Linked DNA regions of Homo sapiens: region 1 is linked to region 2. Evidence: chromatin loops called from intact Hi-C (ENCODE). Cell type or tissue: MCF 10A. All regions are shown on one strand. Each heading gives the region's core, and the rest is flanking DNA. Links, peaks and the distances in the headings are about the cores only. Region 1 has its middle 130 kb from the start of MIR8068. Region 2 holds the start of LOC124902652 (a long non-coding RNA gene).

What was found. Hi-C counts contacts between places; a loop is a spot of excess contacts. Peaks named below come from ENCODE experiments on the same cell type or tissue, not always from the same donor. Only the 100,000 strongest peaks of a DNase experiment are listed, where the experiment ranks them.
Region 1: a loop joins it to region 2, with 5 times the contacts of the local background. A loop is called at or near these places in 2 of 110 quality-filtered maps.

Annotation. Positions count from the first base shown.
Region 1 is chr11:28,339,070-28,354,583 of GRCh38, forward strand. It overlaps a transcript of METTL15 not described here. Among named protein-coding and RNA genes, the nearest start is that of MIR8068, 130 kb to the right of the region's middle. In MCF 10A, for the core only: no CTCF peak of the experiment used is centred there; DNase peaks (open chromatin) are centred at 4,432 and 7,352.
Region 2 is chr11:27,710,140-27,725,653 of GRCh38, forward strand. It overlaps LOC124902652 (a long non-coding RNA gene), which reads left to right and starts at 12,103. Exons shown (of 2, transcript XR_007062633.1): 1 at 12,103-12,347. It also overlaps a transcript of BDNF not described here. RefSeq lists an enhancer at 11,841-12,349. In MCF 10A, for the core only: a CTCF peak has its summit at 7,409; DNase peaks (open chromatin) are centred at 8,322 and 9,202.

The DNA.
Region 1 (15,514 bases), core at 4,146-12,145, 630 kb after region 2:
ATTGGAGCTCAGTTTTAAATCATCTTAGCCCTTGAAGTTGGATTAAATTGATCCTAGACACTAGAGTCCCTAAGTGCCTTTCAAAAGCTATTTAAAATCTTTTGGGGAAAAAGTTCTAGTTCTAAAATAATTTCTGTAATTGTTCATATTTATTGTCTATCACTAAATCAAAAAGTGACCAGTCATGAAGAAATGTGATGTGATTTTTAAAAGATGAAGAATACATATAATAAAAAAGATACCCATGAGGGATTCACACACAATGCTGTACATAAGTTCAGGGAAATTAAAAAGCTGAAAACTATAAAAAATAAAAATTCTAGAACTGAGAAGTATAGTACTCAACTTTAAGAACTCCATGGATTGGTTTAAGAGCAGATTAGACACAACTAAAAATCATCAACTAAAAGATATTTCAGAAGGAAATATCTAGAGTAAAGCATAATGAGACATAAAGAGAATGCAAAAAAAAAAAAACTGTACAAAAGACATAAAAGTTAAAATGAGAAGTCTAACTCAGGTGTAATTGGCCTCCCAAAAAGAGAGATGACCAAAATCAACAGCAACAATGTAGCAGAAGCCATATTTGGAGAGAAAGTGACAGAATTTCCTAAAACTGATGAAAGACATCAAACTACAGATCCAAGAAGCTCCCAAACTTTCTAGGAACAGCATAGTAAAACCTGCTGCAAATCAAAGTTGAAGAAAAAAAGTCCTGTGAGTTGAAAGGAAAGAGGCATTCTCAAGGAATAAAAGTCACATGAGCCATGAGGAGGAGAAAGTAGGGGGGAAAGGGGAACTATTCGATGATAAAATCCAGCAAATCAAGATGTGAAAAACAAAAAATCAGTAAGGGAGAAGTTGTCTGGTAAAAAGAACTGTGATAAGCTCGGAATCCATGTAAATACAGAACTAAGAGTAAACAATCATGAGAATTATGGTTACAAAGCAAAATACACAAGGCTTGAAAATATAAAACTAGCAGCTCACTGAAATTATGAAGCTGAAGGGTCAGGAGATAGAGAAGTATACGTACACTAATTTGTTTTTAAGAAACAAGGATTCAATTCTGTCAAAATGTTGGAATCATTTTTAAATCATTTTAAAAATGATTCCAACATTTTTGTACATTTTATAATTTTGGTGACAAGGCATTTTTGACTAAAAATCTAGATTGAGCAATCCATTACTCTCTAATTTCAGTTAAATTCAAATTAAATGATATGCTTGTATTAAAAAATAAGCTACATAGTCCGATGTGCCCTCTCTATAAAAATTTTTGCTGTTCTAAAAGAAACTATCATCAGAGTGAACAGGCAACCTACAGAATGGGAGAAAAGTTTTGCAATCTATCCATCTGGCAAAAGGCTAATATCCAGAATCTGCAAGGAACTTAAACAAATTTACAAGAAAGAAACAACCCCATCAAAAAGTGGGCAAAGGATATGAACAGACACTTCTCAAAAGAAGACGTTTATGTGGCCAACAAACATACGAAAAAAACCTCATCATCCCTGGTCATTAGAGTGATGCAAATCAAGACCACAATGAGATACCATCTCACGCCAGCTAGAATGGTGATCATTAAAAAGTCAGGAAACAACAGATCTGGAGAGGATGTGGAGAAATAGGAACACTTTTACAGCATTGGTGGGAGTGTAAATTAGTTCAACTATTGTGGAAGACAGTGTTGCGATTCCCCAAGGATCTAGAACCAGAAATACCATTTGACCCAGCAATCCCATCACTAGGTGTATACCCAAAGGATTATAAATCATTCTACTATAAGGGCACATGCACACATATGTTTATTGCAGCACTATTCACAATAGCAAAGACTTAAAACCAACCCAAATGCCCATCAATAATAGACTGGATAAAGAAAATGTGGCACATATACACCATGGAATACTGTGCAGTCATAAAAAGGATGAGTTCATGTCCTTTGCAGGAACGTGGATGAAGCTAGAAACCATCATTCTCAGCAAACTAACACAGGAACAGAAAACCAAACACCACATGTTCTCACTCATAAGTGGGAGTTGAACAGTGAGAATACATGGACACAGGGAGGGGAACATCACACATCAGGGCCTGTCAGAGGTTGGGGGGCTAGGGGAGGGATAGCATTAGGAGAAATACCTATTGTAGATGACTGGTTGATGGATGCAACAAACCACCATGGCACGTGTATACCTATGTGACCTGCACGTTCTGCACATGTATCTCAAAACTTAAAGTATAATTAAAAAAAATTTGCTATTCTATTTACTCTTCTGTCCTTAGTGATACATGAAAGATATTCTTTATTAATGATGTTTAATTCTAGGTGGAGGGATTTAGTATGTTTAATCATTCTTTGAAAATGTTTTCTGTTTTAAAATGTTTGTAATGAATGTATATCCATTTTACAAAAGCAGTCTAGTTTCAGTATTATTTTGAAAGAGCACAGATTTTGGAATCATCTTGCATATAAATTTATCTCTAAACCTCATTTTACTCTTCTGAAAAATGAGGATGTTAACACCTATTTTATAAGGTGGGTGTATTAAACATGAATATTTATATATACAAGAGTTAAATAGGGTATGCACAAAGTAGTATCTTTTTTGTTTTTGTTTTAGTTACCGTTGTACTAGTTTGTCAAATAGGCTAAAATAACACATCTCTACTTACTTATCTGTAAAATGATGGAGTTTGTATTGGACATGCCAGTGTACTCTCCACTTCTGGAGTGGACTCTTCTCTGTGTGGCCATTTTGCAATCTTCCATGTCATTCCATGACCACCCTCTATCACCACACCATCACCCCAAATTTCTTGTTCCATTCCTATCACAGTTAATTGGCCCAGGGGTAGACTATGATGTAAAACTAGGCTAATCCTGGCTACAGGTGACTGACCCAATCTAGATCTTTCCTATTTTTAAAAAACATTCATGAGAAAAGGGGATTTCTTGGGCCCACTTCAATGTCTGAAAGGTGTAAAACTTAAAACTGTCAGGGCCACATTTTCACCATGTAAAAAAGAGTGACAACTTACAGAAGGAAAATAAAAAGACAGGAGTTGGAGAGCTCTTCCTGGGAGCATTCACATTCTTCATCCCAGTTGTTCTAGAAGCCCAGGTGTATCTATGCCCTTCCCATGATTTAGTTGTGCACCCATTCTTCGATTCTATTTTTTTATTTTTATTTTTATTTTTATTTTTTTGTGATACAGGGTCTTGCTCTATTACCCACACTGGAGTGCACAGATGTGATCATGGCTCACTCAGCCTTAACCTCCCAGGTTCAAGTGGTCCTCCCATCTCGGCCTCCCGAGTAGCTGGGACCACAGGTGTGTGGCACCAGGCTGGGCTAATTTTTTTTTTTTTTGTAGGGACAGGGTTTCTCTATGTTGCCCAGCCTGGTCTTTAATTCCTGGGCTCAAGTGATCCTCCCACCTTGGCCTCCCAAAGTACTATAACTACAGGCATGAGCCACCACACCTGGCCCCATTCTTGGATTTTATAAGCCATGAAATTCCTCTGTCCTTTCTTCCCCATTTTAAAAAATGGAATCAGTTTGGGTTGGATTTCTGTTATTTATAACCAAATCAATAACAGGTTTAGAATAGATGACTTTTAAGGCTTCTTTCATCTGAATGTTAAGTTAAACTATGTTCTTCACTTTTACTTGGTAACTGATTCACCTAAATGGGATTTTTCAGTATCTTAATAAAGCTTTGTGAAATTGTTTTGTATGCACAGTTGTACAATTCACATCCTAGTCTGTAATACAGTATGTTCTGTCACATATCTTTGTCGTTAGCCCTACTAACCAACATTTGATAATGTGCTTTTGAAAGAGATTATTTGACTCATACAACTTTCACTTAATCATGGCAAACATCTTACATTCCTACACAGTGCTGATTGGTAAGAAAAAGAGAATATGTCCTCTTCCTGAATTTATGTATATTCTTTATGATTCTGCTTTTCTCTTTTGGATGACAATGTACTTCTAACTGTAAAATTATTGTTTTCATACAAACCCCTTTGATGATGAAGAAAACCATGTTTAAATGCCAGCCAGATGTTTTTTCATTTCCCATTGTATACATACATATATAATATTTTTTCATGGGGTGGGGAAGGTCAGGGAGAAGAAAAAAAAAAAAAAACTTATAGTGAACATTGAACCTATCTAGTTATTCTAGAATCTATCTTTGTTCCTTAGAAGAAATTAAACATTTGCCTTACAACCAGAGAATAAACATCAACTAGAGAAAGCTATTGAATTTCAAAATCCCTTTGAAATGTCACATTAACCTGTTTAACTTTCAGTCAGTTCTTTAAAGTAGCAAACATTTCCTGATGACTCCCAGATCTACGACTGCTTATATTTCTCTAACTTAAAAGTTTGTTTCCTTCACTCACAAACGAACTGTGGTGAATGACTCAGCACTGTTTGGGCCTGGGAAAAGTGTATCGCAGCTGCAGTCCTGCATGCAGTCTTTCTTCAGATCAGTTAAATTTTTGAGCATTGAACAGGATCAAATGCTAAATCTAGTCTGTTTGACTAAAACTCTATACAGCTCTAGCCTTTTATTTAGCCTTCCAAATAAATTCTAATATTTAAAGTTGTATTTGTGCATAGGTTGTCTTTTATTTTGAAATGTACAGAAATCAGGCAACAACCATTTATTATTTTACTCAACATCTATTGAGTGTCTATTTGCAAGGCACTGGGGGCAATAGAGTAAAAAAAGTGCTTCTTGTTCTTGAAGACTGCTGTTTAATATAGGGTGAGACAGATATGCCAATTTTGAAAAGATAGTAGATAAACAGGGAAAATTCTGTAATAGAAGGTAAGTACTATGACAGCCCAAAGAAATAAAGAAATGAATGAAGTTTTCTTCCAAAAAGAACTGGGTTTATAACATTCGTTTAAGGTGAGAACTACAAGAGTTTTTTTGCTGAATCATCAATAGCTTAATTTCCTGGGACATAATTCACCAGGTGGCCTTTTCTTGTAATGTCATTGATAGTCTACTTGTTTCACCCTTACTTTTTGTTATTCTTGTTCACCAATCGCCATGCACTTTGACTTCCATGATATAGTTTTCTCAAAATGCTCTCTGTAGGATGACCAAGCACCATTTAGTTCTCCATGACATATGAATGCACATATTCACATTATTAAGAATACTAATATTGAGAGACATGGATGACTATGTAACAGTAATTATGAGATAATAACCTGTCTGAATGAGCCATATCTTCCTCGAATTAGGATTCTTAATATTTTTGAAGCCATGGTTCCTGAACCTTTGAAAAATCTAATTAAAAGTACAGGCTCACTAATGAAAACAGCACATGCACACTAATTTTGTTTATAATATCAAGAGATTTATGAAAGCTCTTCAGTTCTATCATGGGCTCCAGTCCAATAACTCCTGTACTAGAGAAACTTCTCTCAATTCAAGTCACATTTCCCACATGTGACCCAGTGATATGTCAAAGGGTAAAGGCTGAGATTTCTGCCTTTGAACCTCATCTGGTTCTTTCATACCTGGGTGCTTCAAGCTCCATACACTGTCTAAGAGAATCTCAATTTTGTCATCAATTAATATGGCCAGTGTCCCTGCAAAGCTAAGCTGGGCCCTCACAGAAATTTTGTGTTGGGCACAAAGAATGGAAGAGATTAAGTGATGTCTGAGGATTTGAATAGATTGACTATTCTAGACTAGTGCTGTCTAATATAAATATAATGCAAGCCACAAATTTTAGCCACATTGTAATTATACATGTTTGAGAAGCTACATTGAGGAAAGTAAAATGAAACGTGAAATTAATTTTAATAGTATAGTCTGTTTGATATATTCAAATTTTTTCACCATGTAATCAATATAAAAATGGAACGTTTTATATTCTTTTTTTGTTCAAGAGTTCAATATCCAGTGTTTATTTTACACTTACAGCACATCTCAATTTGGACTACATTTTAAGAACTTAATCACTACAGGTATATCTGGCTTTCTTAAAGAAATAATCCATTTTTCACCTTTTAAAAATAATTCCAGTCCCCCACCATAAGTATCTGGCAATAAATGAATAGTTTATCTTTTCTTTTTTTGTTGTTGTCGTTGTTATCATTGAGACAGCGTCTCACTCTGTCACCCAGGCTGGAGTGCAATGACGTGATCTCGGCCTACTGCAACCTCCACCTCCCAGGTTCAAGCGATTCTTGTATCTCAGCCTCCAGAGTAGCTGGGACTACAGGCGTGCGCCACCACGCCCGGCTAATTTTTTGTATTTTTCGTAGAGACGGGGTTTCACCATGTTAGCCAGGCTGGTCTTGAACTTCTGACCTCAGGTGATCCACCCGCCTCCGTATCCCAAAGTGCTGGGATTGCAGGTGTGATCCACCGCACCTTGCCTAGTTTATCTTTTCTAACTCAGGATAGTCATATATATTATTTTGGGAAATACAATTCTAGCTTGAAGAAAAAGGAGTATAATACTTTGCTGCATCACACATGGAATAAGATGGAATCTGTGTTCTCTGAACTGCAATGCAGCAACCCTTACGTATGAAGAAGCTGCATCTTTTCATTCCTTTTTTCTAAAGGACCAGTGGATTTGGTGCGCCAACAAGACAGCCTTTAAAATAAAATGACCAAAACAGACCTTTGTACCTACATCCAAAATCAAGCAAACTCATAGCAACATCTTTAAAAATTGCTTCAGGCTGACCACACCAGGATTGCTTTTCACATTAGAATTAAAAGATGGTGTCTATTCTGAGTAAATCAATGCATTCCTGACCAGGAACAAGTAATCACAGCATATATGAGGCCAGGAATGACATTTATAATGAAAGGTATTAAATGATTATTTTCTAAAACATAGAAATTCTTCACCGCCTTCATCACACAAAAAATATAAAAATAGGAGTAGTCTTGAAGACCAAATGTCAAAGCTATCACTCATATGCAGCAACTATTTTAAAGACACATCTTTAGCATGATTCCTCAGTTAAGCTACGTCCTGTATGCATCTCATTTTTGGAATAACAATTTTCTTGCCACTGAATGAAAATATGTTCTGAAATTTAAGCACCAGTTTTTTACCCAATTAAATGCTCTGTTGTGTTTTTAAATGGCATCATTTGAAACAGGCACATTATCCTTTGAGGAAAGGGCACATTGTTATGTTTTTTTGAATCTACACTGGGCATCTTGAATCTTTCTTGGAGTTAAAAATGTTCCCAGTGCTAGCAGTTAATAAATGTAAATAAGATTTTTTTAAAATGTGGCTACAATATTACAGTGTTAATTGCATTACTCACCAAAAATGCAATGAGTCATATTTTATAGGTGTTTCTTATGCAATCTGGAGGACTTTTTAGGCACTTGATAGAGAAGGAAGATACTCCAAACCTGGTAAAATGAGTCTAGAAAGACCATTTCCTTTCTTTAATGGGGTTTAGAAAATTTGTAATTAAGAATAAACTAAAGCAACTTGAAATTTTGTTATGGATTTATAGTCTTTTCAACTTCATCAGAATCACAAGAAAATTTGTTGATTTCAATTGTTCCCAACCTTTTCAAAATCAAAAATACTTTACAACAATAACAATGTTTAAGAAGAAATGTGTCTTCCTACTAAATAGAAGTCAAATTTATTTTCCTATTTTTATTTAAGGCATGTATAGTTACTAACCAGCATGTGTTTCGTGTACAACAACTTGTGTTCCATAATACATCAAGTAACTCCAGGGAAAAGAGAATTATGTATTATTGAGGTTAGCCTCCACAGGTGCACCAAAGACTAAAAACAGAAGACTGACCACATTAAGGCAAAGCAAAATGATAGACTCTCCCAGATTAGATGTCCATGTTTACTAACCACAGATTGACAAATGTAGTCATGGCTCAGCTCAAAAATGTCTATGACTCTTGTAACTAAGAGGAAATTGATACTTAAATAAGAACAAAGATGAAATACCAAATACTTGCACTTAAACTCCTTCACATGTTTCCTTGGAATTTCCTTCACCTCTTCTTCTAAAAGATGTGGTGGTAATGAGAATGTGCTTTGTTTCCCTTCTATTACAGGGAGCATAATGGACCAAGGGTACCTGCTGCTGCACTTTGAAGTGCAGTCTTGTGTTGCCACTGAGGCCATACCTACCAAGGGGTAGTTCCTACCAATGGTAAAGTGAGGTAGGAATAGTAGGGCAGCCTGATTCTTGGGAGAGAAGGGGACTACTGTCATTTACTTTGGCTGAAGGATTCATGAATGGTTTTGCTGAACATACGACCCAACCATCTTTACCTCTCATCTTCACTTGGGGTCAGACTTACATTACAATCTCATGGCTCTTCCAGCCCTCTCCAGCTCCTACGATATTTTCTTTCAGGAATGCATTTCTCCTAATAAACTCCTTCTGTATTCAATCCTGAATTGGCATCTGCTTCTCAGAGGACCTGGACTAACCCATCAACGCTAATGTCTTTTCCAATTCCTTCAGGATTAATCACTGAATTTCTGTGTACTCATTTTACTGTGCAAAATACAGAGGAAAGTGATCCTTCATAATTTGGCCCCAGCCCATCTCCCTGGCTGCAGCTACCGTCTTTCTGTGCTTTCTAGGCACCCAACTCACTATAGTACCCGGAATTCCACACTTTTGAAAATGCTGTCTCCTGTGCCTAGAATGATTTCTCTCTAAGTTATATGACAGCTGCTTCATTTTGCAAGACCATATCTAAGTTATCTCCTTTAGTAAGCCTTTCCTAACATCTCTAAGCAGAATTTAGACAGTGTCCTCTTCTTGCACCGATACTTTAGCATTTTTGAAGATTGGCCAGTTGTGTTTCAACATATCCATCAACTTGAGTTTGCCAATGGTTCCTCATGACTAGACCCAGGTTATGAAGTTTTGGTCTGACTGTCACACTTACTATTTTATTTTCATTACCATCCTATGAGATTGCACATGATATCTATGTGTCCCATTACTGATGGTGTTTGTTTCAATCACTTGATTAAGATTACGTCCACCAGGTTTCTCTACTTCTTGTTCCCTTTGTAATTAAAAAAATGTTTTGAATGGAGATACTTTGAGACTATGTAAAAATCTCGTTCTTTACCTCATTTTGACCTACTAGTTGTAGTGTCTGTTGAAGTTTCTTGCTTGGGTTAATTATTATGATTATTGCCAAATGGTGAGTTTATAAAACAATATTCCTTCCACATTTATTGGAAGCTTTCTGCTGTAAGGAAGAGCTTACTCTTCTACCCATTTATTGAATTTCTTCTTATTATTTTAAGACAGGGTCTCACCCTATCAGTCAGGCTGGAGTACAGTGGTGCAATCATGGCTTATTGCAGCCTCAGCCTCCTGGACTCAAGCAATCTTCTCAACTCAGCCTTCTGAGTAGCAGGGACTACAGGTGCATGCCACCATGCTTGGCTAGTTATTTTATTTTTTGTAGAGAACGGAGTCTCACTATGTTGCCCAGGCTGGTCTCGAACTTCTGGACTCAAGCTACACTCCCTCAGCCTCCCAAAGTGCTGAAATTACATACAGGCATGAGCCACCACTGAACTTTGTCTATCCATTTATGTATGTATGTATGTATGTATGTATGTATGTATGTATGTATGTATGTATGTATTTATATCATTGGGGTACTAGATTATTCAATGGGTTATAATTTGCTCTTTTAGCATTATTTAATGTTTCAATTGTACTTTGGCCACTGGGAGCCAGTTCCTTCAAGCTTACTTCTGTGTTCTTTTAATATGTCTGCATTCTTTGAGTATTTCCTTTCTTTCTATTATGAAAGGTGTTCCAGGCTCATCACATTCTCAGCCTCAGCCCTGGATTCAGTCATTTCTTCAAGGAGTCTTTGTTCATTTCAGTATTTCAAATGAAGATATGAGCATTAGGTGATCATTACTACTGGAGTACTATTACTCTTAGGCTGTTTCAGCAGATAGCTAGGAACCACATACATTTATATTTATCTCTATATACATCTACAACTAAAACTAATAGCTCACTCTAGTACCTTCAATTTTAATCCAATTTTGGCTGGGTTTATTATTGCTTTATCTTTTCTTTAATTGTCACTCCCTTTCCAATAGTGAAAAACCTGGTTCTCATTATTCACAATATATTTACTATCTGCTCAATCTCCCTGGGTGTGGCCAATCTGATAGTGCTGGGCCACCACACCCCTTGCAGGTGGACTTGCCCTGTGTTCAGATTAGCCTCCTCTGCACAGGTCTGCCTTCCTTATCTGGGCAGGCTACCTTTTCCGGCCTCACACAGGGCTGTTTGACAATGGAAGGCAGGATACTAATATATTGTCTAAATAAAGGAAAGGAAAGAGGAAGATATAGAGCTACTAACATGTCTTTATTCTTTTTTAATTGCTTACTATTTGCTTTAAAAAGAGAAAGCAAGTATCAGGTTTAGAGCCTTCTATAAGGAGTAGTATCTAGAATTTAATAACACTATTTGCTTTAATTGTGAGTATGTTTAGTTCCTTGATCTATTTATTTACCTTAAATATATTTTAATTGCAGAAAGAATTAAATTATTTAATCTGCCCAGTTCTTAGGCATGTAATTCAATGAGTTTTAACAAGTATATTTACCACATTGAGATTTAGAACATTTTCATCTCCCCAGAAAGTCCTCGTCAATCTCCATCTTTTGTGGGCAACTACTGTTCTGATTTGTATCAGAATTCCTTTTGCTTCCTTTGTAAATATTTTTAGAGAAAAGAAGTTAATAAAAAAATAAGATTACAAATGTTAACAATGATGTAAGGAGTATAGAATTGCACAGAAGGTGTTGCATAAATGATGAGAGTTGGGCACAATGACTTGTTTCATGGATGTCTTGCAGAGTTTTTCTCTTTCCCTTAAAAGTCTTTCTGTTGCTACAGTGGAGATAGCCACCTGTATTAGACAGGCTATTAGATAAAAGCTCTGGCCTTTCCTCTCTACTCTTTCCATATATACTTTTCTTTCAAGCACTATTTATATACCTTCTATATGCTATGTGCTCTAGGGCCTGTAGACAAATAAGAAACGGTTCCTGTATCCAAAAGAGAGATGGCCACCATAATCTGATCCATGGGAATATTTACAAATCTGGGCCACAAATTCTTGTTTCTTCCTTATGGATGATGGCTAAAATTCACAAATCCATTGATTTGCAAGAGGATAATTTTAGATGTATTTGAAGGAAATGAGAAAAAAAGAAGAACAAAGAGGGTAGAATTCCTATTTCACAATTTGAATGTGGTTTTTAAATAAACAAAATTAGTTTTATTACAAAATTACATCTGGCATTAACAAAACAAAAAGGTCACCCATACTCTACAATTTAAGCATGTTAACTACTGAATCAATCCAAGTAAACTAAAACAATTGTTCCTCTAATGGAAAAATCAAGTTATAAACAAAATTACTTTGGGTTGAGGACTTTTGGATAAGAGCCTGGTCTTGCTAAATTTTAATACACTCCTTCTTTTTCTCTACTTGTTTTTGACTTCTTGTCTTTTTATGGTCAAGCACCTGACCCCAAATAGGGAATTCATTTTGTACTGCAGTTAGCACATTGTGAAAAGGGATAAATATAATTCAAAAATTGATGCTATCAATCAATAGGTATTCACTGACTGTCTGAGCACTATAAGACAAAAATCTCTGTCCCTAAGAGCTTCTGCTATATTTGGGGAAATAAATTACATGTAAACATTTGAATTTTGTGAAGCAGAAATGACAAACTCCCACATAGACATTCTTTACCTTAACTATTAAAATATATTTATGCTAGGTCACTGGTTACCAAGCAACTTTTCAGAGCAAGGATCTCTCACTCTCCCATATTGTACCTGGATTTGAGAAGTTTATCCAGTGAGAAATTAGAATGAGCTCCATTAATTTCTCCCTAGAGAGTAGGGCAATAGCAGCAGGGTCTACTCTACTTGTAAACCGTATGGAATTTGAGATAGACTGCTTAAAGCTATGAATTTAAAAAAAATTTTTTTTTTTTAAGATGGAATCTTGCTCTGTTGCTAGGCTGGAGTGAAGTGGTGCAATCGCAGCTCACTGCAGCCTTCACTTCCCGGGTTCAAGCTATTCTCCTGTCTCAGCCTCCTGAGTAGCTGGGACTACAGGCACGCGCCACCATGCCCAGCTAATTTTCGTGTTTTTAGTAGAAACGGGTTTCACTATGTTGCCCAGGCTGGTCTCAAACTCCTGAGCTCAGGCAATCCAGTCCACCCACCTCAGCCTCCCAAAGTGCTAGGATTATAGGCGTGAGCCACTGCACCGGGCCCAAAGCTATGAATTCAGAAACAATTATTTATCAACACAAACAAGTAGCATAAACATCTGGAATCTTCATTTTAGCTCCCTGCCCCACATGTCTATACCAATCTCTACCTCATTGGGAAGTCAATGAGTTAATTCATGTGAGAAAGTGTTTTATAAACCTTACTATACTATCCAAGTGAAAGGTTGTATACAACTCCATGAGTCTGAACAGTTTGCTGCCTATGCCCTAGTATGATATATGTGTCTTTGCATTTGAGTATAAATTAAGTGTAAACTTAAGGCAATTTAAGTACACAAGAACAACATTCACCAGTCATATGTAATGATGAAATAAGGTGTGGCAGGAAATTTACAACTGAGCAAAATCATAGGCAGTATTGACAGGTCTTAAAGAAAGAAAGCTCACAGCTAGGAAGGCGTTAAAGCCAAAGGTTGCAAGAGACTGTTTACGTTTTATAAACTTAGCTAGGAGGTTCACTTTGCCTGAAACCATGAGGCAAATTATTTACCCATTCTGCCTTAATTTCCCCCAATAGGGTGTCATAGTTACAAAGGTGAAAACTGGCACTGTAGAAAAAAAAATTGTGAGGCAAGTGTATATAGTATAGGTATTGTGATTCTAGGTAATGTAACTTATTATTCTGTTTACCTTAAATCTACTTACTTTCTTTGCAGGTTGCACTGGAGAATCTAAACTCTTTTGGAGATGTCCCAAGGCCTAACCTGCACCTCTTCACAGCATAGGCAAGAAAATTCTGTCTGACCTTTCTGCCGGGAGGAGGGAATGTTTAGGTAAAAATGAGAAACCTATGAAATCAGCCACCAACATGGCTGTGTCACTTTGGTGCTCCCACAACAACTTGAAGCATTTTTCATATTAAACTTAATAGCTGACCTGTCTACCCCCTAGCCTGTGAGATCCTTCAGGGAAGGACTTTCCCTCATGTTTTACTCACCTCTATTGCTCTAACAACTAGGGCAGGATAGTAGGGGAGACAATCAGTAAATATTTGTGGACCTGAATATGAGTAGAGGGCACTCAAGGAACAGCAAAGGCTTAGAAGTATCATAAACTTCATGTGTCCAGGAGGGAAAGAACAAAATTTAATGCAGACATTTTTACATACTAAGTCAAATGTGTAACATTTTTCAAGCACAAAATGTTATATACATTCCTCTTCCTCTTCCCATCCCTAAGTTTCACCTTATTCCTGCTCCTTACCCTGTCTTTGAACTCTTCTATCTCAGATTCTGATTTCTCCCAGTACCTCAGCCCTCCCTTTCCCTCTCCCCAATCTTCACCCCACCCCCAAGGGTCATGGATGTATTGAGGTCAAGATGAGGTGAAGCTCATTGAGGGAGGAAAGATAATTGGGCATCCAGGCAACAGCAAAAACTGACAGCTCAATGGTTCAATGTTTACAGTAAAATGTCCCAGAATCAAAATGATCACATCAAAATATATATTCATAGAACAATGGCCTAGTTTATAATATCAGTTGCATGATACGGAAAAGCAGGAGAAAAGGTTAAAGTGTTAAGAGATGGTCAGATATGAGTCTAGAAATTTTGTCAGGCATCAGTAGGGAAACAGAGAGGCTTTTAAGCAGTAAAATTAGAACATCACTATGAAAGCAGGATTTAAGTGTCATACAGCCATATTCAGCCTAGCTTAGAAAAGAAAAGCCCATATTCTGGGGCTCCAGTTAAAAGATTACTGCAGCTCTTCAGAGTAAGGTAATGTGAGGCCTAAAGGAGAAGAGCCCCAGAAGTATGAAAGGGGGTGATGACCAACTGGGCTTGGCAGATAGCAAAAGGCTCAAAAAGTTGACCCTAAGTTTTTGATCATAAATGCCTGGAAGAATATCTTACCTATTGACAAGGAGCCATTTTGAAGAGAAAAATGTTGTTTGAGAATATTAATTTTGAAATGATAAGAGATATCCAAGTGGAAATACACAGAAGGGCAGGAGGGCATCAAAATTTCGAAGGGTGTGCCACCAGACCTTGATTAATATGTAAAATTTACTTAGCTCTAACAGAGGCTCATATGATTATGTCTGTTAGAGGAAGTGTCAAAACAAGAGTGCCTACCATGTGATAGACAGCAGGTAGCCAGTGAATGAAGGAAAGATGAGGTAAGAGGTATAATCTTTGTGTAAAAATTGGGGGCTTAACTGGGATGCAAGAGATCTTTTCCTCATAAGTATGTAAGTGTAATAAGATGTCGGCCGGGCGCGGTGGCTCACGCCTGTAATCCCAGCACTTTGGGAGGCCGAGGCGGGTGGATCATGAGGTCAGGAGATCGAGACCATCCTGGCTAACAAGGTGAAACCCCGTCTCTACTAAAAATACAAAAAATTAGCCGGGCGCGGTGGCGGGCGCCTGTAGTCCCAGCTACTGGGGAGGCTGAGGCAGGAGAATGGCGTGAACCCGGGAAGCGGAGCTTGCAGTGAGCCGAGATTGCGCCACTGCAGTCCGCAGTCCGGCCTGGGCGACAGAGCGAGACTCCGTCTCAAAAAAAAAAAAAAAAAAAAAAGGTGTCAAGCAATGTCTAATGTCTATCTTGTAATTGTGATTAAAGACAATGGCTGAGAAGAACCTCATATTCTAAGAGAGAAGCTGGACATATCTCAGGACTTGCCAAAAGGCAGCAAAGAAATGAGACTACAGAACGTACCATTGGAGCAGGAGCTGAGAGGGAAATAATGAGAGAGAGTAGGTTAACAGCGCATCTATGGGGCTAGGAAAGGTCCCAGCAGAACTCTTAAGGACCCACAAAAGCACTCCCATAGAGCACAAAATATCTGCAGAGCACACCAGAACTGGATAACAATAGCACTCTTCATGGATGAACCCTTTTTCCCCTTTGCCTTTTCATCTTTTCCCTGTCCCAACCTGGTGTTACCAAGAGTAACATATTGGGGGAGAGGAGAATAGTATGTTGGAGCAGTGAAGAAGTGGGCTTTATCAATTTCTTAACTGCTAATCTATAGAATTCTTGGGTCATGGCATACTAAGACAGAGAGGAACCTAACATTGTATGAGAGATTGGATGTCGTTTTAGATTTATTTTTAATATTTGAAAGATTCTATTCTGTTATTAGTCAGATATGGCTAGAAAAGCTATTGAATTGGTCTGAGAGTACAGAGAATAGAGATCTGGCAG
Region 2 (15,514 bases), core at 3,955-11,954:
ATGGGGTCCTTCCCTGAATAAATCAGAGTGGAGGTGGGATGAAGTCTCTTCATAGACTTCCGCATCTTTGATTACTTATATGCCTTTGGCAGCTCTGCAAAGACCACTGACTTGTGTGCTAAGACATACCAGTATGCATCCAATCCCTCATTTAAAACCACATCTTTCTAGGAGGTGCTCTCTAGGAGGAAGATGGATGAAATAAATGTATCAGGAAGATGCCCAAGTAGATATGCTACTCCCTTACCCAGAATATATCCCAGCTTAGTTTCTAGAGCTAGTATCCAGAGTTCTGAGTTGGTGCAAAGACACAAAGGACCCAGACACCAATTCCTGGCATGCTCCCAAATGAGATGCTATTTTCAGGAAAGTTCCAAGTTTGGAGTGGATCCTTTGGAGGAAGAGCATTGAATTGCACAAGGAAAGCCAATAAACATTCTAGTCCCCAACAGGGACTATAAGCCTTGTAATTACGTTTTAGACTGTGCTTGTCCATCCTCTTCTTCTCCATATCTGTAAACAACATGTTAGCTTTGGAGGTTTGTCATCCACTGTGTGTCTTTGGAGAGGGTGTTCCTCATCACAGCATCTGCAGTATTATAGCCAGTAACAGTTCGCAAAGGCAAACTTATGAAATAGCTTCTAAACATACTAAATCCTAATCCAAACAATTTATAACATTTCTTACTCAATAACTCTCAGAAGTCAACTAACTTGGAACTGCCCTAAACAAGTTAAGAAAGGAGTCAGACATCATCCATTGGGTTAATAAACTAAAGTGGAAGGAAGAACATGCAGGTGAAAAGTTTCAGATTCTAATCTCTTCAGTGACTATATACTTATGTCTGGATCATTCTGTATCTTGATAGTGTTTTAAGTGTGATGATAATTATAATAATAAAAGCTAAGATTGAATAGTGATTTGCAGATTAGTGATTAAAAAAAGGGCTTTGACATTAGACAGACCTAGGTTTGAACCCAGCTTTGCCACTTATTGGCTCTGCTAATTTAAGATAGTTAATTAATTACTGATGCCTCAGTTTCCTTATCTTTAAAAGAAAAATAATCGTCTTAGCCTAGAAAGATTGTTGTGAGGATTCAATGAACTAAGGAAATGCAGAATGCTCACCATAGTGAGCTCAACAAAGTTAGATTTTATTATTAATGTATATGATCCTAACAAAACATTGTAATACTGTTTCCATTTTATGATTATGAAAACTGGGCTTCAAAAAGGGTAGGTGACAATTAGCTATTTGAAAATCTCTCATCGGTTAGCAAAGATCAAAATGATTCTAAAGTAGCACTCCTGGAAATGAATTGTGAGACTCATGGCCATCTCAAAGAGTTGTGGTCAAGATCTTGTAAGAAAATGTGTATGTAAACCATCTGATAATGGGAGACCCAGATTAAATCTGGGTGGTAGCTATAAGATGGGGAGGCACAACTTCATAATGGACTTTGGAACCAGAAAACTTTGGGTTTGAAGTTTAGCTTCTCCACTTCAGATTTTCTGTGTTAGTTTGGGCAAGTTACTTAAATTCTCTGAGCTCTAGTTTTCTTAATCTATCTCTGAGAGTTACTTTAAGAGTTAAGTAATATATGCCAAATACAAAACAAATAACAGCACTGGATGAATGCAGAGTAAATGTCATCCCACATCATTATAATTTCCCATGGTGTAGTAATGACAAACAGGAAGAGTTTCAGTAATCTCTTGGGTTAGTGAGGTCAGAACAGGTATCTTAAGCAATGCTGAGTTAATGACCAGAATCTGAACTTTTTATCTTTTTCAATGGAGTGATGGATTGCTAGGGTAATGGGGTTGTGCTGGTGATGCTAAAGATAAACGTTAGAGTAATAGCAAGCTCAGTCAATAGAAACATGCTTACCATACCCTGGCCTTCTCAGTATTTGGTCCTTTCCCCACTTGACAGCTTGTCTAATGGCAAATGTGAATTTTAAAAGTTTTCTCCCAATGCTGATTTCCTTTTGCCAGGAAGGAAACAACAATGGCTAATGTTGACATTTACTAAATTAATATTTCTGAATCTATGCTGTGTTAATAAGTGCTTCTCAAGTGTTCTGTTGTTAAATATGTGTGGGAAATGTTACACAGTAGTACTTGCATGCTTTCTCACCAGTATACATCACAGACACCTTCATATCACGTCAGTTTTATAGATATTTCAAAATACATTGATACTTATCATTATTTCAAAATTATAATATTTACCTTGCTGTTAGATCTTATTTAATGTATTAAAAAGCATATATATTACTATATCACACAATATATTATTTTAAATGTTTTTATAACTGTACATCAATGCCACTGGCTTCCTTTGTAATCTTATACATTTATTTCATTCACTTAGAATTTTTTTTTTTTTTTGAGACAAAGTCTCACTGTGTCATCCAGGCTGGAGTGCAGTGGCTAATCTCGGCTCACTGCAACCTCCACCTCCCAGATTCAAGTGATTCTCGTGCCTCAGCCTTCCAAGTAGCTGGGATTAAAGGTACATGCCACCACGCCCAGCTAATTTTTTTTTTTTGGTAAAGACAGGGTTTTGCCATGTTGGCCAGGCTGGTCTGGAACTCCTGACCTCAAGTGATCCACCCGCCTTGGCCTCCCAAAGTGCTGAGATTACAGGTGTGAGCCGTCGCGCCTGGCCCCATTTAGACATTTTTATGAGAAGGGTTTACATAAGCTTTACCAGACTGCCAAGAGAGTTGAGTCCATGGCATGAAAGTCATTACAGTGAGCAATTCTTTCTTTCTTTCTTTCTTTTTTTTTTTTTTTTTTTTGCCAGGCTGGAGTGCAATGGCATGATCTCGGCTTACTACAGCCTCTGTCTCCATGGTTCAAGTTAGTCTCCTACCTCAGCCTCCCAAGTAGCTGAGATTACAGGCATGAACCACTAATTTTTTGTATTTTTAGTAGAGACAGGGTTTTGCCATGTTGGCCAGGCTGGTCTGGAACTCCTGACCTCAAGTGATCCACTCACCTCGGCCTCCCAAAGTGTTGGGATTACAGGCGTTAGCCACCACACTGGGCATCAGAGCAATTCTTAAACATTGATTATGGAAGTTATTGGCAAGTAAGAAGTCCTTAGCGGAGGAGGAAGGTGAAAGCAGAAGAAATCATTGTTTCCTACTAAAGTAGCCAGAACAACAATGAGCATGGAAGGTAGAGAACAGTCAATTCAAGAGCCCCTGTATAATTAGAACTCCACTGTGACTTCCCTTTTTATTTCTCAATTTTTTCCCACATTCTCTTTCTTTTCTCTATTCACTCACACTGCAATGCCCTATCCCAAAGGCTTTGGATGTTTGTGACACCTTTCTGCAATCACCTAATTTGTGTATTTTTTCCCCACAGTAACCTTGTTACTTAGAGACAGGAGGTGGTTGATATATTTCCTTGAAGCGGGAGGAATCAATTCTAACTCCTTTTGGTACTGATGAGCATGGTGCTACAAGGAAATTTCTAGATAGCATAACATTATAACATTCACTCTGGGAACAAAGATCTCAGAGCATTTTCTGCCGCTATTTAGGAAAATTGTTGGATCACCTTTCCCAGGTTGCGAAGATTTTGGAGTGGATTTAACATTCACTCAAAGGTTAAAAACTTTGACAAAGTACATTTTACTTCCTGTAGTGGTCTGGGAAATGCCCAGAGTGGATCAAAATGTCCTATACAAGCTACAGCTTTCTCCCAGCTTCAGGCTGAATTCTTAAATCCAGAGGTTGCATGTTACTAAACTGCTGGTTTTTAGACACTAGACTTTAAAGATTTTTTATTTTTAAATTAATACTTTGTAATACATTTTGCCATTTGTCTAAAATAGAATTCAAGAATGATGTCTGTTATGCCTAGTGCATCAGAAGTTATTTTAAATATGACATCTTTATAAAAGTCAATAGCTGCCTCATCAAAGGGCAATCATGTCTAGTGTGGGTGGCTGTGCCAATTGTTTTTGAACTACTGCAGCAATCTAGCCAATCCCAGGGAATGGCTTGCAGTCTTTCTACACCCACATTTTTTTTCTTAATTATCTCCACCAGGCTGAGTTAGTTAAGGACAGATCTATAGCATTTCCTGGATGTCAAAATGCCCACACACCTTCTGCAATCCTTGGGCTACCTGCTTCCTTTCATGTTTCTTTTGGCTTGTCCATCTAATTATCTATTATCATGTGTATATAATGCATTATTCATGAGACCCAGGCAATTTCAGGATGTAATATTTTTGATTTTAAAAGGAAATGACCTGAAAAATTATAACTTCTGCTTGCACAAAGAAAATAAGCAGTAAATTTGATAGCAGGTCTTCCATCGCACCACCTGCTTTTAAAAATAATCCGCAGAAATTTGAGATCATTCTCTAAATTAAAACTTTCCTAGCCATCATTCCATAAATGAACAGGTTCAACACCTAGATTCCTTCTATTCTGGGTTCAAATATGTTACTTTGATTTTTTTCATGATATACTTCTTAACAAGTTAAAAATTTGCGGTACCCACCCAGAATTGTAAATCACCAAAGGTTAGGGTAACTTAGGCCTTAATTTCCCCTACACTGCAAGAAATAGTTATAGACTATATCTTTTATATCACTCAAACTTGGAACGGAAGTGGAATTTAGAGTTTATTCTGAGAACATCTCTTTTGTTTTATGTGTGAGGAAGCAGAGATCAAGAGTGACTGATTGACTTTTTTGGGTACTGACAAGCGGTTGGAAGTAAAGCCTAAACTCAGGCTTTTAATCTTATTCACTGTGTTCTCTTGAAAAAAGGAATCTTATGAGTCCAGAGGTCTGTCCCCTTCTAAGGATTGGAGCAAATAAAGAGACCAGTCTTTGTCTCTAGGCCACAAGATCCACCAAGATAGGGACCATTTGGTCTTGCTTGTTCTTGAATCTCCAGATTGTAATACAGTTCCTGGCACATAATGGCAAATTATGTGTTGCCAATTAATACTTACAAAATAAAATTATGAATGCTAGAGTCTCTATAGAAAGTATACCTTTTGGGCAAAATGGGAAATGATCAGCCAAGCTCATGATCCACATAAGTATCAGAACATCTACCAAGATAAACAAGTACCCAGTGTCCAAGACTGGGATGAAATTCCAGAGGATTGAAACAAAACAAGCCAGCATGAATTCATGTATCAGATATGAGCTGGGCTAAGTGACCTCTGAGAACCTTCCCAGAACCCAGATTCTATGATTCACAAGTAAAGGTAATGTACATCTTGGCTTTGGTTCTTCTTATTCTTTGTATTTGTTTTTTGGGGAATTAGCAACTATGACTTAGATGGTATGTCAACTAGAGGAAGAGTCCTGCTTTCTTTGAGTGTCTAACTGTGGGAGAGGGAAATACTGTCTTAGGAAGACTAGTTAAAACTTTCCATTAGGCCTGAAATTTTGAAAACTATTTGTAAAAAATGTTTTTAATTTAATTAAATAAATCAAAATAGGAGAAAATAATGCCTACAGCTCCCTCTGATGCCCTAGTGGAGTTTAAGGCAGCATGGTCTAGAGAGGAACAAACACAAATTTCCTTAAAATTTGAAGAAAGACTCTGAGTTAGTCTTTACATCTTACTGGCAGTGTAGTGTTAGATAATTCTGCACCTTACTTTCCTCATCTGTAAAAGGTGATTGGTGATTCCTACCTTACATGACTGATAAGGAAATCAAATGAAACCTATAGAGAGCTGTCAAAGTACTATATGAATCTAAAGTGTTATTACTAGGAAATACAAATAAAGTCTGCACTATAGCAGAAAAATCTCTTATAGGATTGTTTTATAATGTTGGAAAGAAAGCAGAAAAAAAATCCACCTGAATTTTTAAAAAGTCAGAATGAATACTCCAAAAATTGCCAAATGAGATTAGAGGCAGGGTTAAAGAATTCATCCTTCCCTCTCTGCACCATAGTGTTTTAAGGGTATTAATCTTTATGAAACACGTGTATCTTTCTCAAAAGACACTTGTTAAAGCAGCAGCTCTACATTCCAAAGTAAAAGAGGAAAGATGTCATATTTTTGAAATTATAATCACCTTTAAGCCAAAAAGGGGAAAAATTTTTTTGTTGAAAAATTTAATCTTTCTTTAAGACCTCTATTTCCATAGCACTCAATGATGGTAAGCTTTCACTAGATGCTAATGTTTATTTTTATTGCTAAGTAGTACGCAATGTTCTTGACATAGATTATGGCATGTAAATTTAAGAGACTCACTGCTTGTTAAATTCCCACTAGAAAACACACACAGAGACACACACGCCCATACACACACACACACAGACACACACACACACACACACACACACACAGCAGTAGCAGATCAGCAGAGAAAGACACCAGCCAAAGAAAGATAATTTGAGATACTTCTGAGGTAGCAGTTGTAAAATTAAAATAAGCAACTCATTAAATTATCCATAGAGTGAAAAGAAAGCTGCAAAAATAGATATTTTTCTGGCAAGTCAGTGCTTTTCAGAATAAATTTAGTTTTCAGCAGAGCTTTTAAATCTGATGATATCAGTTCATATTCATTAGAGTTATTTAAGTGGTTAGACTAGTTTGTCTAATTAAAACCAAAGAGTAGCTTTACTGGCCTTTGAGAGAAGTATATTTAATAAAAAATATGCTCAGTTAGACATCATTTTAACTGACAGATTGTAAGCAATATGATCGAGTGAATGTTACTTGAGCAAGTTTGAGCCTGGTCCCAAAATTACAGAATTACAAAATAAAAACCCTTTGTAAGTCATGCTTTAATGCTGGTTTTCCCTCATTTCTGTTTCTTGGCTGATTATCTATTTTGTGGTCATCCAGTCCCTTGCCTTCTCTCTCGCTCACTGCCTGATTTTGGAATGTTGTTTCTTACTAAAGCTTCCCCTAGAGGACAGGCCAGGAAAAGGAAAGAAACTAAATTCACCAGCTTCTCTTCTTATTAAGAATTTAGATCAGAAATCTGATAGGGAAAGAGTCTGGCAAATGAAAGGGGAAGCTTATTTATGTTGATTTTAGATCTTTAAAAGCCTTCTTTCCAATGTACATTAATAGACAATTGAAAAATAATATTTTATAAGCCAACTAATCACTTGCTTTTAAAATCCCCACTTACTACCTTGAGCATATACATTAGATTATGTTTTAAAATAACTAGTACTCTGGTTCAGTGAAATGAAAATGATATGTGCAAAGAGAATGTCATAATGATACCTCCCATTTATGGAGTGCCTGCTTCCCAGTTTGCAAAGCCCTTATATATATTCTCTTCTATCCTCCAAAAATTGCTGTGTTGTAGGTCTTACTATCAATGACACTGAAAAAGCTACTGGCAGGATGCTCATATTCTCATCTGAATCAATACTGGTATACTCCATTGGGGGAGCTAGACCAAGCTAAAATCTCACATACAGAAATATTAATATGCAAGACCAAGGGGTATAAAAGTAGGCTAGGTTACTGTTAATTTAATAGCATCTAGGTTAAAATTCTCTCTCTTTCCTCTTTCTTCCCTTCTTCTCTCCATCACCTTCTAGTCTTCTGACTGATTCCAAACAGGACAATTGAAATGTCTTGCCTTCATGCTGAAGAGCTCTTTGTAAATACACATAAACAGTGAATATCAGGTGCACCATTTTTAAAGTGCTATTCATTTCCACAACAGTTTAGGTGAAACCATGTCATCTTACAAGTTGAGTGTGTGTGTGTGTGTGTGTGTGTGTGTGTGTAGAGGATGACGTGACACTTTTGAGGTTTATTTAAGTTGTTAAAGACCTCAAGGTTACAAGACTTAGACTGTTAAGCATTTTTCCTCCCAGAGACACGAAATCTACAATTTTCTCGATTCAACTGTCAACTAAATTGGCAAGTCAACTAAAAGGATAATATTCCCTTAACGATGCATTCATTTGAAGCCCTAGCAACTGTATTAGGCAGCAGCGAGTATTCGCTAGCAAGGGATGGCGCGGGGAGAGGGAACTCTGCAATTTAGAGTGACAGATGATTTCTTTCCCATCCATCAAGCTGCCTCAAAATGTCACAATATTTACACCTCTTTCTTGGTGAATTAGAATCCAGAGACAAGCAGACAGAAAGAAAAAAATAATAATTCCGGCCGGTTGCCGCCTGATTGGAAAAAGCAAGCGTTGCACCTTTAAATTCTGCTCCTCCATTCCCCGTTCCGCACACCACCCCCCCCCGCCCCTCCCGGGATTTTGCAATAAATCTCCCAGTTCTGCGTTCAGCCCTGCAGATCCGTATTTAAAACAGCACCATCTGGGAAGGGTGGGTGGCGATGGTGATGCGGGCGCCTTGGAGTTCCTTTGCAGCACGCTTGGAATTGCATCAGACTGATCAGAAATCCCCCCGCCCCCAAGCTCAGCCCCTCCCGCCACGCTCCCCTGCCCGCCCCTCCCCTCCCCTCCCTTCGCGTAGATCTGACTGAGAAAACGACTGGATCTCGGAACAATCTGTGCCCCATTCGCTGCAGGCTTGCTCCGTAAACCCTGCCCTACGCTCCCTTTGTGTGCCGAGCAGCCTATCACCGTCATCTGATCCTAGCGCCTGTTTTTTATCTTTTCCTTCTGAATTTCCACAATATCCTCGCTTCGCCTATGAATCCACCTGCGCAGAGTTGGGATTCTTTCTTTCGTTCGTTAAAACAGTGGTCTTGAGTTTCGGAAACAGATTTTTCCTACGTTCCCCTCACCCCTACCCCAAGCTCTTGCCTTTTAATTAAGAAGAGCTGATCGGGGGAGGAGTCCAGAACGACCAAACCCTGGGGCGAAAACTGCCACCGGGCTTGGCTCTGTGGCCGGAACAAAAGGCCTGAGAAGGGGGTGGGGGTGAGGGTTATAGGAGTGTGGAGAGCCTGGTGGCCCCCGCCCAGGGGCGCCTAAGTCCCTGAGCTCCCTGAAGAGTGGCAAGAGGATAACGCAGCCGCGCGTTCCGGCAGTTCGCTGTCCCCCGGGGGTGCAGGCGGGGGCGGGAGAGGTAGAACACAGGTCTGGGCGGCTCCGCGCCGCTTCTATCTCACCCGCCAAGCCCCTCACCTCCACCCACCGCCAGTCCCCTGCCCACCCGGGTGGCGGCGGCGGCTCAGCGACTAGCCGGCCGCCCTCCACCGGCGCCTCCGGACGCAACCTCGCCCTGGCAGGGCGGTCTGCGCGTCCAGCTGATTGGTGGCTCTGTCCAGCCGCCGCACGGAGCTAAAAGTGTTCTTCTCCACCGCCTCCAGCCGCCCAGGCCCCCTCGCCCGGCCCGCTCTCTGGCTCTTCGGTCCGGAAAGGACCTTCTACTCCCAGGCGGAGGCTCCCCTTTCCCTGAGTTACCCCGACTGACTCGGACCTGGGCTCAGTGAGGCATCCGGCCCGGCTGGGGAGCGGAGCGCGGTCTCGGCAGCTCCCCTTCCCTTGAGAAAGCGGGAACCCTCTAAGCCAGCGCCCGAAACTCGCGGGGAGGGAGGACAGAAGGGAAAAAAAAAAGAAAACCCAGAAAGAAGCATCCAGCGAGGAGCGAGGGCGACGGAGAGGAAGAGATAGAATGAGGGAGGGATGGAGGCTGGAGGAGGGGGCGGGGTGGAAGAAGGGGGGCGGGAAGGAGGGAGGGAGGGGGAAAGAGAGGGAGGGAGGGATACAGAGAGAATGAATCCTTCTCACTAGAAGAGCTGAAATTACCTTGATTCATTTTTTTGTGTTGGAGGTTTAGCTTTACCTCCTTCCCTCTTCCCAACCTCCACCTCCTCTCCCCACCGCACACCACCTCCACCGCCTGATTCTAAATGCTACAAAGTCAAATTTTAGGAATTCGAATGTTTTGCAAAAGCTTCATAATTAGTAATGAATCTACTGTACACACACACACACACACCAGCAAAGAGAACGGAAAAGAGGGAGGTGAAGAGGAGAAAAAGAGAGATAAATCTTACATTTGAATCAGACATTTGCAGGTCCAAGTTAACTAAACTCATTATATCCGCAGGAAGACTGAGTTTCTTTTTTTTCTTTCTCCCTTTGCCCCAGGGTTCTCACCTAGGGCAATTCAAACTGGGCAAATACCAAGAAACAACCCCCTCTCATGCTCTCCCTCTACCTCCTCCCCTCCACCACGCGTCCTCTCCGGAAGACAGTATCAAAATAGCTCAAGAATTGGGGATGCAAGGGGTCCCCGCCCTGGTGCTTACCTTCTTTGCGGCTTACACCACCCCGGTGGCTAGATCCTGGAGATAAACACTTGCATTTCCCAAAGTTAACCCAGTATACCAACCCGGAGCTTGCCAAGAGTCTATTCCAGCCTACACCGCTAGGAAGCCAACTTCAGCGAGCTCAATGAGGGGACCAAACTGGGGCTCGCTTTCCAAACGCTCCGCTCCAAAATCTGACTCTCTCTCCAGCCCCGATCTCAGTGTGAGCCGAACCTCAGAAAAGACGCTTTTTAAGGGCGACACAGGGTTGGCTTTACAGCGGGGCCAAGAAGACTACCTGGGGGTACCGCCACCTCGGACAAATCCGTTGGCTCTGTCCAAGGTGCTGAATGGACTCCTATCGCCCGGATTACACACCCGGCACAGCAGGAGGAAAAGGCTTAAAAATCTCTAATTAAGTGATACTTGATATTGCTCTAGACGGTTTCTTCCACTTCCTTACGGTTTGTCACGTGCGGATGGCTTTGCCAAAGCCATCCTGTTAATAGTTGATCACATGTTGATGAGAACCTTTTCTTCTACGAGAGGATTACCCATTACCGGTGATATGCACTTCTGACTTATTTCTCTCCCCCCAACCCCACCCCCCATCTACACCTAAACTCCCAGTCTTTACCCCACCCTTACCCCCACTCCACCCCCTAACCCCAACCTCTAACAGCATTATTGTTTTTAGATGGAAATTAACCCCCTTGCAAATGTCAATTACATGCCCACATATAAATCATAGAATATGATCATACACCATACACATTAAGGAAAAGAATAGAATGCAAGACTGCTGAGAGACAAGCATCAGCCTTGAACAACCAATATAACACACACCCCCCCACCCAGCTCCAAGTTTGTTCCACGCAGTTCCACATAGCTGTGTCAAATCTCAAATGATTCCAATTAAAGTTGCACTGTGTAAAAACCCGATTCCCCTGGCCTGAGTAGCTGCTGTTCTTTGGCGTGTGAAGTGCTAGGAAGAGCCGTGATATGCCCGTTGTTAAGCAACATGTCAAGATTTTTCAATTATAATGCAGGTTTTATTGCTACTCACCATTGTGCCTTTGCTGTCCTGGAGACTCAAGTGTCTTAAAATCTCGTCTCCCCAACAGATGCTGGAAGGTAATGTGTCTTGTTTGAAGTCATCATGTGAGAAGTTCGGCTTTGCTCAGTGGATCGCCCACCACTTGGTGTGACTTATGAATCTAATAACCCTTTGCAATATCCGCAAGCTTAAACTCTCAACCACCTTGGCGACTACAGAAGACAAAGCAACTGGCATCGATGTCGAAAAACCTATAGATTTACGCAAACGCCCTCACTCCGAGAGACACGTTTCCTTTTGAGTTCTTACGTGATTCTAATGAATGAGCGAGGTTACCAATGATTGCCCAACTGCCCTGCTATGTAGCAGGTGTTTCCTAGGGCTGCCTTCTAACCGCCCGTTACTGGGTCCTGGCACTGAAAGTTCCCAGAGAAAGTGAGGAGTTTCAGGGTACCCCTGTAAAAAAAAAAACTCAGCCTGCACACCGCTCCCTTGCCCACTACGCAGGTCACACCTGGGGCTCCGGCGAAGCTGAATTCGGCTCGGGAGATTTCCCTGTCGCCAGGTAAGAAAACCTTCGCCTTGTCAGGCTAGGGCGGGAAGACCGCTGGGGAACTTGTTGCTTATCAGCGCCGGCAGACTACCGCTTTAATAATAATACCAGAAAAGCGCAGCAGGGAGGGGGTGGGGGGCGGCAACGGCGACGACTAACCTCGCTGTTTACGTGACCGACTCACTGTGACTCTCTGGGTAAAAAAAGGAAACTTCTTAGAAAAGTTCGTGCCCCTCCCCCTCCCCCATCATGACTAAGGGTCTCCAGCCGATGAGGTCGTGAGTGATGATCAAATGGGGACTGGGGGGAGGGGGGCGAGTAAGTGACTTGTCCTTGGGAACATCTGCATGCGTCGAAGCGCGAACCAGCCCAACAACTTTCCCTTTTCCTCTTAGGTACTGATGACTAGGCGAGAGGCACCAAGGCGAGCCACTAGTTGCCCACAGGAACCTGTGTAAGCCGAGCTCTCGAGCGGCTGAGTTGAATGAAGTTATGACTGCGTTTGCTCTAATGGGTTATGGCTTCCCAAATGTGAGTTAACAGCCCCGGTGCGCAGCTAGGTCGGAAGGCGAGCCGCGGAGAGCGGAGCCGCGGGCCAAGGCAGGGACGGGAGGGGAGGCGGCAGGTTGGGCGCTCCGCTGCTGCTCGGTGCTGCTTCCCCGGAGCCGCTTCCTCATCCTGCGGGGGCTGCCCCGCCGCCGGGGTGCCGGGGTGAGCGCGGCGGGAGCCAGGGCTGGGGTGGCGAACCTCGGAGGGGGCTCTCCCAGGAAGCCCTGCGGTTAGCGCCCGCGCTTCCCCACCAGTGGCTGCGCAAGCTGGGAAGCGAAGAGGTCACGTGTTGGCGGAAAGTAACTTGGAGGCGAAAGGATGAACTTTGAGAAGAGGAAAAAAAGCACAATGAAACAAACTACCCCCTTGGAGTGTCTAATAGAGGGGGAGGCGGGAGGGGGGGCGGAGGGGCGCCGCTCTCCGCGGGAGATGTGGGGACGACTCCGGAAATCTCGGGAAATAGGCAATAACTCGAGCTTTGGCAACGTCCCCCAGCCTAGGGAGGCGCTAACGCAAGGTATCTTTCCACTGAAGCTGCCCTTTGCCTACCCTCAGCCATCGCTAGCACAGCAGAGCAGAAGAACCAGGGATGAATGTAGACCAGTTGTTATGGAGATGTCCGTCGCTCTGAGGAGCGCTAGTGCCCTGGGAAGTCCCCAGACGCATTTCAGGTTTCGTCGTTTTGGCACTGACACCATGATTTTACTCGCTCTGAGTTCCCACCAAGGGGAGCCCACCAACGGCGTCACAGGCCCTGGCCGTGGCGCTATTGACTGCAGGGATGAGGCACAGCGATGCTGCAGAAGATGGTGGATAGCTCTTAAGTTTCAGACCACCCAGCCCTTTCCAATTTCCAGTTTCTTTATTCCAGTCAAAAGTGCTTTGTTTGAATATCATTCTTGCTTGCTTATGTAGAAAAATCTTACTTACACGATAGGATGATTAGAAGCAACAGAACATAAGCATTCAGTGGCTGCTTCAAGGTCCTCCCTCTCCCATCCCAGAAATGCCTTCCTTATGGAAAATAAGTTTTACTTCCCAATTATGTGCATGGACCTCTGTTCATTGCAGCCCCCATTGGTACTGGGTTATTATTATTAGCAGTAAGTCTAGTGTTGAGTTCATGCTTCTCTAGAAATGTTTCCAAAGTCAAACAGGCTTATCTTAGGCTCCAGATAAAATATCTGTATACAAAAGCTTCCTGGTTCTCATTAGGAGTAGTTCTAGATTTGCCAGGCTCCTGGAGACCTGAGATGGGTCCTTATGAAAGGATTTCAGAAACCCTCACAGTCATCAACACAACAGTTCTCGCCAAATGAAAGGACTGCTCAAATTGCCCACAAACTGCCACTTTTTGTCCATCCATGAATTAGCCAGCAGATGCTGCCCTAAGACTGGGACAGCTGGTACATACCATTCTCAGAGGTCTTGGGGTACAGGCTTTGTGGACAAAACTGGTTTTTTGAGAATGGAATCCATAATGCTGTTAATAACTTTCCTTGCCTACTGACAAATTCAATGACTAGCACAGATCTGCAATCTTGAAAAGACATAAGGAGATGACCACTGTATATGAACATATTATTCCCCATTGCCATCAATGTGATATATTTTTCTGACTCTTTTGTCAACAGTTTGTGGTCTGTATAGAAACTATCAGCTACTCCTCTGCTGGATCTTTATTCTGAAAATTATATCTTACAGTGGGATACCCTGAATTGTTGGTGTAGGTGCCTGAGGATTCAGAACATGAATGACTGATTAGTTTGAAATCATTTAGACACATGATTGTACTGAAGATATTTCCCAAGAAATATGTTTAACCAGTGCTCTTATTTCTTGGAACCATTACTAAAACCTCCAACTCAGGGACCAAAATGATGGACAAGAGTTGCTAAATAATAAGGGTTGATATAGGGAGCTAGGGAGAGTGGTGAAGATATGGTGTTTGCCATATATCTATATATACCTATTCCCACTTTGGATTTCTCAGTGATCTGATAGACAATTCTCTTCTCTTGGTGCACTATCAACTCTCCAACCTTTTATCTCCATCCACTCACTTACATAATTTTTTTCCATCTGCAGAAATCCAGTGTCTAATGTAAGTAAAGATTGCCATAATTTCATTTGTTAAGATAGATGCCAAGCACTGTATGTGTCACAATTTTCATCTCAGTAGCACTTATTCCTGGGGTTATCTTATTTTTTCATACAACCCCAATCAGCTGTGATATGAATATCACACTTCTCTGGCTCATTTGACCCCATTTATATTTAGTAATGGCAAGAACATTTCAGACTGAATAGTGAACAAATCTTATTCCTTAAGGATCACTACCTAACAACATGACCAAACTTAAAGCAAAATGTATTAATACAACCTAGAAGGAAGGATTTTTGCTTTCAAAATATGGGTATTGCACTCCTTATAGATGAGCTGTTTAATATTCACAGTTTTCTACCTATGCCACAGTTATAAAGCTTGTTCTTTGCCCACATCTTTATGAAGATAGGTTCAAAAATTAATACGAGGCTCATCAGTATTAGGAGGCACAAAAACTTCACTCAGTAGATGTGTAGTCTTGGAATTGGTGGGAGATGGGTAACAAAGCAGGAGTCTACAAAGTCAGAAATGAAAGAGAACTCCTTTTTCTTAGAAAACTAAGAAATAATTGGAGTACCTCTTAAGACAAAGTCCACTGTCTTTATTTCTAAAAGGAAATTCAGTAAGTCACTTTTAATAGGATGGTTTGTGTATTCCTTACTATATATCAAGGAAGACAAAGATGAGATAGTACTTCCATTCTTTTCTCCCAACTTGTCTTTCCAAATCTATTTGGTTGTAGTTAATTTCCAGGCTCTCCATCTCACCTGGAGTTGGATAGATTATTTCCATCCTTCCTTCCCACTCTTACTTCTCCTTCCTTTTCAGTACTTATTCTGTGCCAGGGACTCTGATGGGACTGGTGATCCACATGTTAACAATTCTCTACCTAAAGTATCTCAGAAGTTAAAGAGTGCTTGGTTAATAATAGCTGAGAGGTCAACAGTGCCTTCCCCTTCATTACCTCAGGATCACTTGTTACAATCAATGCAGAAGAGTAGTCACAGAGAAGCTCCTGATGGTGATATAATTGCTATCTTGG